Linked DNA regions of Homo sapiens: all the other regions are linked to region 4. The links are chromatin contacts, found by Hi-C or POLR2A ChIA-PET in ENCODE. All regions are on one chromosome and are shown on one strand. The core of a region is the stretch at or near the end of the contact, and the rest is flanking DNA. Distances in the headings are between cores, read along the strand shown.

Region 1 (2,700 bases), core at 104-2,603, 690 kb before region 4:
TCAAGCACAACTGAAGCAAAGATAAAAACGGGCAGTCTCAGAATCACCTTTGAAGGTGGAAGGAAGGGCGTTTGTGTGTGACAAGAAGAGTGTACGTTCATACAAGGGTTTTTACTCCTCCTCTGAAAAGTCCTGCTTGGTGGCTGGCCAGTTTGTCATGCTTGGCTGCCCAAGCAAGTGGTGGCAGTCGGAGCACAGGAGAAAGCCGCAGGGGGTGAGGAAGAAGTGCTGGAGAGGGCGCTCCACCTTTCGGCTGCCCTGACCTGTCTCCAGCCCCAGGGCATGTGGTTCTGGGCCGGGCACTGGCCCCCTCTCTGTGGACTGTACCAGGCAGCGGGTAGTGCACAAGCTCTGAGGTCAGGCCACCTGGGCCTAAACTCCAGCTCTGCTCCTTGCTAGCAGTGTGACTCTGGGCACGTTCAAGTTACTTCATGCTTTGTGCCTCAGTTTCCTCATCTGTGAAATGGGGATGGTAACAGGACCCTCATCCCAGGACTGCTGTGTGGATTGAAGTGCCTGCAACGGGATTTGTCTTTTCTGGGATCGCGGTGGATGCTCTATTCCAGGTGAGGGAGTCTCTTGCTTTCTCCTACCTCTTGCAGCCGCTTTGCCTCTGAGTGGCAAATAGCAAGTGGCTGAAAATCACAATGAGCCCGTCAGAGAATGGGGATGGGCCACAAGGCCACAGTCGGATGGGTTCTCCATGCCCTCGACTATGCAGCGGGGTCAGGGCATCCCTTCCTCCTGGGGTGCCCACACCATTCCCTTGGAAGTTTAGACAGCAGCCCTTGCCTCGCCAGACGCAGCAACCCCTCCCAGCTACACGTGGAATCTGTGGCCCAGCCTCCCTCAGATGACCCGCATTGCCTGACAGAGACCAGGGGCCCTGAGGGGTGGCTGTCGCTGGCCTGGGACAGGGTCCCTGCAGGTTTTCAGGGTCCTCAGCAGCATTCGCCAGCGTCGGGTCAGACTGAGTCATGGGGCCCGAGCTCTCCACGAGTTGGTTCTCCAGTTGGTTCTCGTTGGGGGTAATGCCCTTCATCGAACCGCTTCATCCCCAGCCTGTATTGTCTCCGTCTCTTCGCAGTTGTCAGAGGGCTCGGCCGCCACCCTGAAACAGCCCAGAGCTCTCTGAAGAGCACGAGCTTTTACGCTTCTCTCCCCAAATCAACTGACTTTTTCATTGCTTCTGTGGAGGCTTTCTGTGGGAGAAAAGCGTGTTTATGGGGCAAGCTCAGAGAGCTCCTGTCCCCGTGGTGGAATTTTTTTAGTGGCTCTGCCCACGTGGTGGTGAGCGCCGGTGAGGATGGGACGCATTTTCTGCTAAAATGGCTGTGCGAGGCTGCCACCTCGTGGCCAGCACAAGGCAGTGAGTGTGTCCCTTGCTGGAGCTTCTGGGTGAAATAAACTCATTTTAAAGGTCTTCAGCAAGGACCTCACTCCCTCACTCTCTCAGTGTGCATATCATTCCAGCTCCAGGGCTTAATGCGTCTGTTGTGGCATCTCTCAAATCTGTACTTTGCTATCTCTTTGACTACAGAGTCACTACCTTCCGATAAGCCCTTCTGCTGTCTCCAGACCGATCCTTCTAAAGCGTAGATGTCATTGTCTTTCTCTCATTAAAGCTCTTTCATGGCTCCTCATTTTCCAGGTTCCAGCTCATGTCTCAGGAGGCCGCTAAGCCCACTCCTCTGCCCCAGCCTGTGTCTGCGCACGTCTCTTCTCCCTTCCTCCTGGTTTCCTCTGGCTGATACCTGCTCACCTGAAAGTCATCTCAGGTGCCACCTCCTCCAGGGATTCCTCGCATTAGATTAGCTTCCTTCTTCCCCATTCCTAGCTGACTTCCTTCATTATGCCTCAGATCCTTTTTTTGGAAGAAAAAGAAAGAAATGGAAGACAGACTGGCCAGCAGGGGGAGAGAGAGGGAGGGAGGGCATATCAGAGAATTCAATATGCTGCGTTTTAACCAGATACTTTTCTTCCTCTCCCACAAGGCATCAGAGTAGAGACTGCCTTTCATCTCTCTCCCCCTTGTGTAATAGCACAGTGTCTGGCAGATAACTGTTGCTTGCTAATTATTAGAAGGAAGAAAGGGAGGGAGAATAAAAGCCAGCATCACCATGTGATCTTCCTAAGTGCGACAGATGTGAGAAAAGAACTACCTTAAGCTCCAGGGGCCCTAGAGGAACGGCGCTGCGTGCTAGTGCAGATGGTAGCAAACGCTCTCACCTGGCTTGGCAACACTTCTTCACCTCTTCTTTCTACCACCACAGCGACTGTCTCCCTCCAGCCCATCCTACTGCCAAATTCATCTTCTATTAAGCATAGCTTCAATCACATCATTTCTTTATCAAAACACTTCTACAGAGGAGTTCCAAATGCTTTAGCCGGGCCGTCCAGGGCCTCCACAGGATGACCCCAGCCCATCTAGTTTTCTACCACTCTTTATGTGTTTCCTAAGTACCATTCATTATTTTAGGACTTGGTATTTGCTGATGAATTTACTTACTTACTTGAGAGTGTGGCAAAAGCACATCCTAAACTTTCAGTTAAAAGGAGTTTGATTGATTGACCTGCTCTGAGTTTAAGGCACGTGCTGGTCACTGTGGGAGCCATTAAAGAAGGTATTGTTCTGTGGCCGCCAGGAACAGATAGCCCAGCTGGGGACAAGACAAAAAAGCAGGGGGCATTAAGGAACAG
Region 2 (2,700 bases), core at 155-2,654, 750 kb before region 4:
CAGAAAAACGAACCCTTTCTAGTTTTGACTGTCTAGGGAGTAAAAAAAAAAAAGCCTGTCATCTTTCTGAATTAGGATATAAGACGCCTGCCCTGAAGGTGGCAAATCAGACTTCCACACGCATTGCCTTCATTTAGCCAATAGCCCGCTCTGAATGTGTATATTACGATGTGCAGTTTCATTCATCAAGGGGATTTCGGGCTCCAGCAGCACGCAGCCTCCAGTCTTGAGTGACTCCTGGGCTTTGGCTCAGCAGTAACTCCTCCATAAAAACAAGTGTGTGCATCTGGCTGTTAGAAGAATTCATGCTCATCCGGGTAAGGATAAACTGGAGAAATTATTCCTTTTTTTCCCTTTGGGTGGTTTTGAGGTTTTAGAAAAATTGATCCTCTCTTTGAGAAGAGTTCAGAACTATTTGTCTGAAGTTTTTCCATCCAAACTGCTTTATCGTATTATCCACTGTCTTACCCTTTTCCTGTGAAATCTACCCTCTTCAAAACATAGTTTCATTTTCAAATTTTAAAAGATAAGATTCCATTTTTCTTTCCGTGCATGAAACTTTAAAAATTAAATCACCACAGTTGCTACTGGCTTAGAAGTGGGGTCTTATATTTTTAGGAAGTATACTTTAAAAGTTAGGCAGAGGGGAAATCTATGTTTGCATTTGATTTATGAAACAGTGACTGTTACATTAAAGGGCGGATTTTCAGACATACTACTTGATCTGCTCTGACAAGCTATGAGCTCTCTCTCTCTGCCACTTTTCTCCCGAACTGTGTTCTAATGGTGGAATCAGCTCATCTTTTTTCCTTAGGCATGTGGTTTAGTCTGTGTACATTCAGCGCGGTGGCATTTTTCTTGAAGAAGTGACTAAGGCTTCTTGGATGAATTCTGTCTTTGAAAGAGGTAGTAGAATTGCATCAGAAAGGCATTTACAGTAAATGGCTACCCCCCCTTCCTGTAATGACCGCATGTGAAAGAATGCATTAATTCTTGTTTTGAGGAAATGAGAGTTGTAGAGTTCTATGAAAAACTCCCTTTTTTATCATTAGTTAGCCAGGTTTGAATGTTCACATTTTAAAAATCAGGCTCATTTTGTGCTATCTAAATAAAAGTCACAAAGATACAGCTTTCCACTCCATGTTCTATGTGGAGTAACCAATCATCCTGAACTCAAAAAGAGGAAATTATGTTGAATATGGCTACAGTTAATGGCATAAGCCTAAACTAAATTAATTTCTTCATAGTCTTTTTTTATATTAAGTTACTGTGCTTCCTAGCTATGTTGCTGATTTGTCCATCAGGATTTGATTCTCAGTGCGACGGACGATGAAGACTAAAAGGAAACTCCCATAGATGATCTGGTCAGGAGTTCTCATGGAAGCAGTACCGCCCCCTAGGTGACAGAGTGGAAATTTATGAGGGTATTCTGGTGGTACAATGAAGGATTTTTCTGGTTTTTTTTTGAGATGGAGTCTCACTCTGTTGCCCAGACTGGAATGCAGTGGTGTGATCTCAACTGACTGCAACCTCCGTATCCTGGGTTCAAGCAACTCTCCTGCTGCAGCCACGTGAGTAGCTGGGATTACAGGCCCAAGCCACCACACCCAGCTAATTTTTGTATTTTTGGTAGAGACGGGGCTTCCCCATGTTGGTCAGGCTGGTCTCAAACTCCTGACCTCAGGTGATCCGCCGGCCTCGGCCTCCCAAAGTGCTGGGATTACAGGCATGAGCCACCTCGCCCAGCCTAATGAAGGATATTTCATGAGTGAGAGCGAGAGAACTTAATGTCCCACAGTAGAAAAGAGATAAAGAATTGCCCTGTAGTACACATGACTTTCAGTTATCCTGTTGGACATTCGTGTAGGGAAAGATCAGTTTATAATTTTCTGAACCTAGACTTTATTTTTTCATAAAAATGCAAAATAATTTTTGCATACTTTTAATATACACAGAATAGATTCATTTTCATTCTCTGGTCCACCTATACTACTTCTTTCATTTTCCTGCACTTTTAATATGGAAAGCTTCTAATCTGACTTCTCTTAAATACAAGCTTCTTCTTTATAAGTAAGTTACAAGCATCTATTTGATTACATAGTTAATTGTACCTGAAAATTATTTATATAATGAAATGTGAAGTATTTTTTATTATAAATTGCTTCTTTTAGATTATCTTTTATGTACATTTAGGATATTCATGTTTTAAAGCTGCATGTACAGTAGTTAATATTATCAACAAATTTGATTTTAGAGTAGTAAATGGGACATGACAGAATTTTTTTGTCATATAAAGAGAGCTATGAGAATAATGGATAGGGTTTTGAACCAATGAACCAATCCGTGCCTCAGCGTTTAAGGAAGGAGGGTATGCAAATTACCCAGATAGGAGGGATGCTTATCTTCTTCATGAAGTTCCCCAGGGAAGATTTCACGTGTACCTCATTAATTTGTATTAGTATTTTGAAATCTTCATAGTAAGCTAGTTCTTCTGTATTAATATTTTCTAGGAGTCTTCATATGTCACTCTAAAAACATGACCGGGCCAGGTGCAGTGGCTCATGCCTGTAATCCGAGAACTTTGGGAGGCCGAGGCAGGTGGATCACTGAGGTCAGGAGTTCAAGACCAGCCTGGCCAACATGGTGAAACCCCGTTTCTACTAAAAATACAAAAATTAGCTGGGCATGGTGGCAGGTACC
Region 3 (2,700 bases), core at 171-2,670, 770 kb after region 4:
TAAGGCAAGGTCTGGGATGCCAAAAACCTGGTTTCTAGTACCAGCTCTGCCACTTGATGATGATGATGATGATGATGATAGCAATATACTAAGAGTTACTATGTACTGACTAATTACATGCATTGTGCCTGCACTGTGCCAAACATTTTATAGTCAATTATCTCATTTTGACTTTATCACAACCTTCTGAGGTAGGCAGTGTTAATCTCATCTTACAGATGAAGAAACTGGAGCTCAGAGAGGTTCCGTAATGTGCCGAAAATCACACAGGTAGTAAATGATAGGGCTAGGAGTCAAAACCTGGTCTGACTACTCCAAAGTCTGGTGTTCTTGACCACCAACTATGCCAGATGTCTGATCTTGGGCAAGTCACTCCTCTTTTTTTTAGGTCTGTAAAATGAAAGGGTTATACCAGATGATATCTGCAGACCCTGCCACATCTGATATTTTGTCGTCTATTCTGATCCCCGCTCAGATCCAACTGATGGGAACTGCCTCAATGAGGGGATAGGGAAGTGATAATAATTCAACGCTTTCATCTTCATAGATAGGGTTTCTTTTTTCAGGAGAGGAGGAAGAGATCGAAATATTCACACTCCTATCTGTATCCTGCGACTGCTCCCTCCAGATAGCCACTCCAGGACTGCCCCTGCCTGAATCCCGTCTCGCTCAGCCCTCACAGGCAGGGGCCTGATGTCCGCGGAAGGCGCTCCCGAAACGGCCTAAGACTTACGGGGGGAAGGGGACGGGCAGGGAACGGGCAGAAGTCCCTCGGCTGGCCCAGGGGCCCGCCGCAGGCAGCCTGGGAGGGGGACTGCGGTTGCCCCACTCGCCAATCCTGCTTTCCTGCGGCTGAGCTCCAGCCTCCCACCCCTCAAGCCAGTCACTTAACCTCTCCGCTCCTGTTCCCCCGTCTATAAACTGGGATCGGAATTTCTGCTTCAGGGGGCTGCAGCGATTAAGTGAGATAAATATTTGGAAAGTATCTGGTCCGCTCAATACCGCGCTCATCTTCGCGCAGCGGGGGAAAGCCAGAGGGCTAGAAAGCCCCCAACCCGCGGCAGGAGACGGGCGGACACTGGTCCGGGCCAAAGAGCCCAGAGTTCAGCCGCTAGGACCCCGCAGGCGCCCACTGCGCGGGGCTGATCGAGCGCGCCGAGGGCTCCGGGGCCGAGGCCGAATCACCTCAGCCGCCGCTTCCCGCCGGCGGGCGTCTCCGGGCCCCAGCCGAAGCTTTCCGGGCTCCTCACCTCTGACTCCCGCCGCTGGCTTCGGAACGCTTCGCGGCCCTTGGGCGCCGCCTGCTTCCCTTTGCCGCCGCCGTTGCCATTGCCATTTGCGGGCGGGCCCCCGGTCCCAGGCGCGGCGGGGTCCTCCATGCTGCTGGTCAGCGGCTCCCCTCAGGGTTCAGCTCGCTTTGCCGGAGGCGACCCTACCGCCGCGCGCCGGGAGCCAGGCCCCGCCCCCTCCACCTCTATTGGTTACGGCAGCTCGCCGCAACCCCGCCCCGCGAGGCGATTGGCTGCTCGACCGGCCGGAGCGGGACTCGAGGAGGTGGGGGCTCAATGAAGAGATTTTTGAGGGGATCTTTTTAGTCCTGCGGCATTGCTGGCGGACGGAGACTCCTAGGTTAGCTACAGGCTCCACACCTCGCGAAAGCTGGGCCTTGAGATCAGGCGGGTTATCTCTGTGCTCCTCACTCGGTGTCTCTCAGCTCTCACCCCCGTCCCTGTAGCGACCTTTTCCGGAGCTCTAGTCTCCGCCTACTGCTCCACAGCAGTCTCCGTTTCCCTGTTACCACCGACCCGGCCCCCCATATCCCGGCTCCTGCACACGTCCCATATCCCGCTTAGTCTCAGGGGAGGGATGGCACCGCCAGGTGGCCAGGGACATCGCCCGAAACGAGGGACTCGCTGTCTCTGGAAGCTGAGAATTCTCAGCGTTTTTCTGAAGAGAACGCATCTCGCCCGGAGCTAGGGCTTGGCTGGGAGACTGGAGGTCTAAGGGTGGGATGGGGGAGTTTTTCCATCACTGAAATTGGTGGTGCCCTCGAGGGCTGCTCCTGTCATCTGCCCTTCTCTGCTGTAGGGGGCCTCTTCCTCATGGTGTGTAAATGTTGAGGGTAGAGCAAGCCCCCACCCTCACCTGCTCGCCAGTCCTTTCTTTCCTTCCTCTCTCTTAGATGCTTCCTAAGGGCTCATTGTTACTGGGGGCAAAAGAGGCTGTTTGATCTGCCCTCTCCTGAATTTAAAAAGTAGCTTGTAGTAAATATTTAGACAGTCTGGCTTGGTAATAGAAGCCCCAAAGACGTAGGCTCAGGGGAACAGGTGGGACCAAATCGCTGTCCCCAGCCTGGTTGCTTTAGGAAGGGTCTGGGGGATTGTTGAACTGAGCTTGGTGCCAGGCACTGCAGTAAGCGCTTTCCAAATATCACATCATACCTCTCCCCGACAGGGTGTTTTTACGAATCCAATGTTACTGATGAAGAAACCGGCACTTGCAGATTCCTCCCTGCGGTTTCCAAGGTATCATATTCTATCTTGTCTCAGGGTCTTGCCTATGCTGTTCTCTGGAGGAGACTGTCTTCTGTTCTCCTGGTTGATTCCTTTTCTCTCATAAAGATTCTAGTTAGTTGTCACCTCCTCCTCCTCCACAAAGCTTTCCTTTTAGCCCTCAACTCATTCAGGTTGTGTTGGTGTC
Region 4 (2,700 bases), core at 58-2,557:
GCCCGGCCGGTATTCTAATTTTGATTGCACCTTGAGCCCTTTCACTTTGAACAATTTTCCAGTTAGTTCATCTCTAAATCTAAAACTAGAGCAAAACAACATTGCTGCTAAAGCAATCTAAAAATGATAAAACTTAACAGCTCTTCAAGAGCACAGCATACCTGCCGATTTTCATTAATATACAATACCACGTGGTATTAATCTTAGGATCATTTTAGGAAAAACTTTGGCCATTGGACATACATGATGTAATCCACTAGCTTACTGTGGCATGGCTTAATGTTTTTATTAGGAGGCACACTTCAGAACAAGTCCCCAGGCCCTGGGTTTCTGGCTGTGGACTCTAACGCGTCATCTCCTCCAGGAAGCTCGCGAGAGCTGGGGCTGGGCTGGATGCGCCTCCTTGGGGAGCACTGCATCCACCTCACCTGCCACCGAAATGCATCTGTGGGCCTCCGCTGGGGTTGAGCTCCTCTGGGTAATAACCAGGAAGGTCTTATTTTCTATATCCGTGCGCCTGGCTCAGCGGCACACTTGTAGGTATTTGTGCTAAATAAAACAAAGCTCAACCTTTTCCTCAGGATGAGCAGCTCTTCCAAAAAATACATACGAAAATGTGTTATTATTTTTAACCTCAAAACCACTAGCAACTTCAATAAAACAAATTTTGGGTGTGCTTGTTATTGCTGCACCCTATTAAACAGATTAAGAATTTAGGCCGGGCGCGGTGGGCCACGCCTGTAATCCCAAAAGGCGGTGGGAGGCCAGCAGGCGTTTGGGAGGCTGAGGCGGGCGGATCCCTTGAGGTTAGGAAATCGAGACCAGACTGGCCAACATGGCGAAACCCTGTCTCTACCAAAAAAAAAATTACATGGGGTCAGGACTCTTGACATAGATACTTTAACACAGGGGAAAGAAATGCTTTGTCACTGATGGTGTCTGGCCACTTTATCACGCCACTCTATCCTACGGTGAGCCGCCCTACTTAATCAGTTTACACATGTGAGTCCATAAATGCCCTAGGGAAGCTAAAATTATATTAATAGATACAAAATTCAGCTTGTTACAATTATTACTTTTTACTGCGGGTTCAGAGCCTGGTCTGAATTTTGCTGCTTAGCTTTCTCCCGCAGCTGAGTGGGAGCCGCAAAACCGAGACCTGTTTCCCTGGTAACGCTCCGAGCGCCTGGGCCTGCGACCCCTCCCTTTCTCGCGAGAAGAGACTACCTAGTTCTTCCGGTAACTTTAGAGCCGCTTGCCGGTGGCCTCCCGCTTGAGCTTGGCTTTGCGCATGCCCAGAGAGAGTGGCGCGAGCCTGCGTTTTCCGGCCAGAGGACATGGTGCGTTTTCGGGGTCGTGTTTGTGCTTCCTGTCTTGGAATCTACGCGGGTTGTGGGAGTTCCGCGCCTGCTGATCTGTCCTGGGTTCAGCCAAGGGGGATGTGGCTAGGCGTTCCGCCTCTCTAGGGGAAGGGAAGAAAGAAGCAATAGGGTTGCTGAAGTTCGTGCCCAGGAGCCGGGGAGGGAAGCTCTGGACTGGGAAATTGGGACGCGGGGGCTGAGTGGCGCGAAAGCTATTGCTCTGTCCTCTGTGGGATACGACTGCTTGTCGCTGGAACAAGTTTTGCACGGTCTGTAAGAGTTGAGCCTAGCTGAAGAAAGGAGGAATTATAAATCCCAAATGTGGACCAAAACAATGCACGTTTTCCCCTCTCTCCCTCTTACTCCGCTCACCACCCCATCATAAGTACGTGCCCTTCTAAAACTTGGATCCTTGTCCTTTATCCACACACAAAAGGGAGAGCCCTGGAGTACAGCTGTCCAAGTGCAGAGTTGTTGAGATAGTAATGGCGTCTGCATGAGGATGTACAACAGTCTTTATGACTTACAGCAGATATGGAATATAGTCTCCCAAAACTTGACATTTTGAGTTTCTGAAGTTAGCCTTTTGCCTAGTCCGTGTAACATACCCCAAAGACAAAATACAAAGTATTTCTAGACATAACCCTTAAATTACAAAATAAGACATTTTTATGTATTGGAAGTATTAAATTGTTCTTAAATAACCAGCCACGGCTGGGCGCGGTGGCTCACGCCTGTAATCCCAACACTTTGGGAGGCCGAGGCGGGTGGATCACAAGGTCAGGAGTTCGAGACCAGCCTGGCCAAAATGTTGAAATCCCGTCTCTACTAAAAATACAAAAATCAGTCGGACGCGGTGGCGGGCGTCTGTAATCCCAGCTACTCGGGAGTCTGAGGCAGGAGAATCGCTTGAACCCGGGAGGCGGAGGTTGCAGTGAGTCGAGATCGCGCCACTGCATTCTAGCCTGGGAGACAGCAAGACTCCGTCTCAAAACAAATAAATAGATAAATAACCAGCCACTTCTCTGTTGATTACACTGTGATGCCAATTAAGTTACATATAATTTTGGGTTCCCTTTTCATATACTGATATTAAAATGGAAGAAGTTTTGATAAAACATTTTAAAGATGAGAGAAGGTATATGCGGTTTCAGTTACCTTTATAAGGGATGCAAAATTTGGTTTTTAAATGGAGCAATAGTTTCTTCTGGTTAATTCCTGTGCTTTTTGTTTTTTCATAGATGCAGGGGGAGGCACACCCTAGTGCTTCCCTTATTGACAGAACCATCAAGATGAGAAAAGAAACAGAGGCTAGGAAAGTGGTCTTAGCCTGGGGACT

The links. A loop is a pair of places that touch in the nucleus more often than their neighbours do. ChIA-PET counts read pairs that join two places held with the same protein, here RNA polymerase II (POLR2A). Pooled maps may share reads with other maps.
Region 1: a loop to region 4 is called in a pooled map, with 2.7 times the contacts of the local background. The contact joins the enhancer-like site here to the promoter of TMEM209 in region 4. A Hi-C loop is called at or near these places in 1 of 50 pooled maps. POLR2A ChIA-PET finds 5 or more read pairs at or near these places in 3 of 52 experiments (SK-N-SH, activated T-cell and naive thymus-derived CD4-positive, alpha-beta T cell).
Region 2: a pooled map shows a loop between it and region 4 (11-fold over the local background). The contact joins the enhancer-like site here to the promoter of TMEM209 in region 4. A Hi-C loop is called at or near these places in 7 of 50 pooled maps. POLR2A ChIA-PET finds 5 or more read pairs at or near these places in 2 of 52 experiments (OCI-LY7 and WTC11).
Region 3: a pooled map shows a loop between it and region 4 (8-fold over the local background). The contact joins the promoter of STRIP2 here to the promoter of TMEM209 in region 4. A Hi-C loop is called at or near these places in 7 of 50 pooled maps. POLR2A ChIA-PET finds 5 or more read pairs at or near these places in 2 of 52 experiments (activated CD4-positive, alpha-beta T cell and activated CD4-positive, alpha-beta memory T cell).

What each region holds. Positions count from the first base shown.
Region 1 is chr7:130,895,789-130,898,488 of GRCh38, reverse strand. All of the region lies in intron 6 of LINC-PINT (long intergenic non-protein coding RNA, p53 induced transcript), which reads left to right. Among named protein-coding and RNA genes, the nearest start is that of LINC00513, 16 kb to the left of the region's middle. Within about 2 kb of position 1,353, at least 28 of the 41 ENCODE cell types and tissues checked have a DNase peak (open chromatin) inside an H3K27ac peak, as active enhancers do.
Region 2 is chr7:130,958,740-130,961,439 of GRCh38, reverse strand. The region is part of intron 5 of LINC-PINT (long intergenic non-protein coding RNA, p53 induced transcript); the gene reads left to right. Among named protein-coding and RNA genes, the nearest start is that of LINC00513, 47 kb to the right of the region's middle. RefSeq lists enhancers at 185-274, 828-917, 244-1,443. Within about 2 kb of position 1,404, at least 16 of the 41 ENCODE cell types and tissues checked have a DNase peak (open chromatin) inside an H3K27ac peak, as active enhancers do; they include OCI-LY7, where a contact is called at or near this core.
Region 3 is chr7:129,433,152-129,435,851 of GRCh38, reverse strand. It overlaps STRIP2 (striatin interacting protein 2), which reads right to left and starts at 1,420. Exons shown (of 21, transcript NM_020704.3): 1 at 1,251-1,420. The coding sequence starts at 1,379. RefSeq lists a silencer at 1,061-1,540.
Region 4 is chr7:130,204,013-130,206,712 of GRCh38, reverse strand. TMEM209 (transmembrane protein 209) reads left to right here and starts at 1,307. Exons shown (of 15, transcript NM_032842.4): 1 at 1,307-1,340; 2 at 2,603-2,700. The coding sequence starts at 1,338. It also overlaps a transcript of SSMEM1 not described here. RefSeq lists enhancers at 1,043-1,152, 1,213-1,392, 1,069-1,868 and a silencer at 2,530-2,700.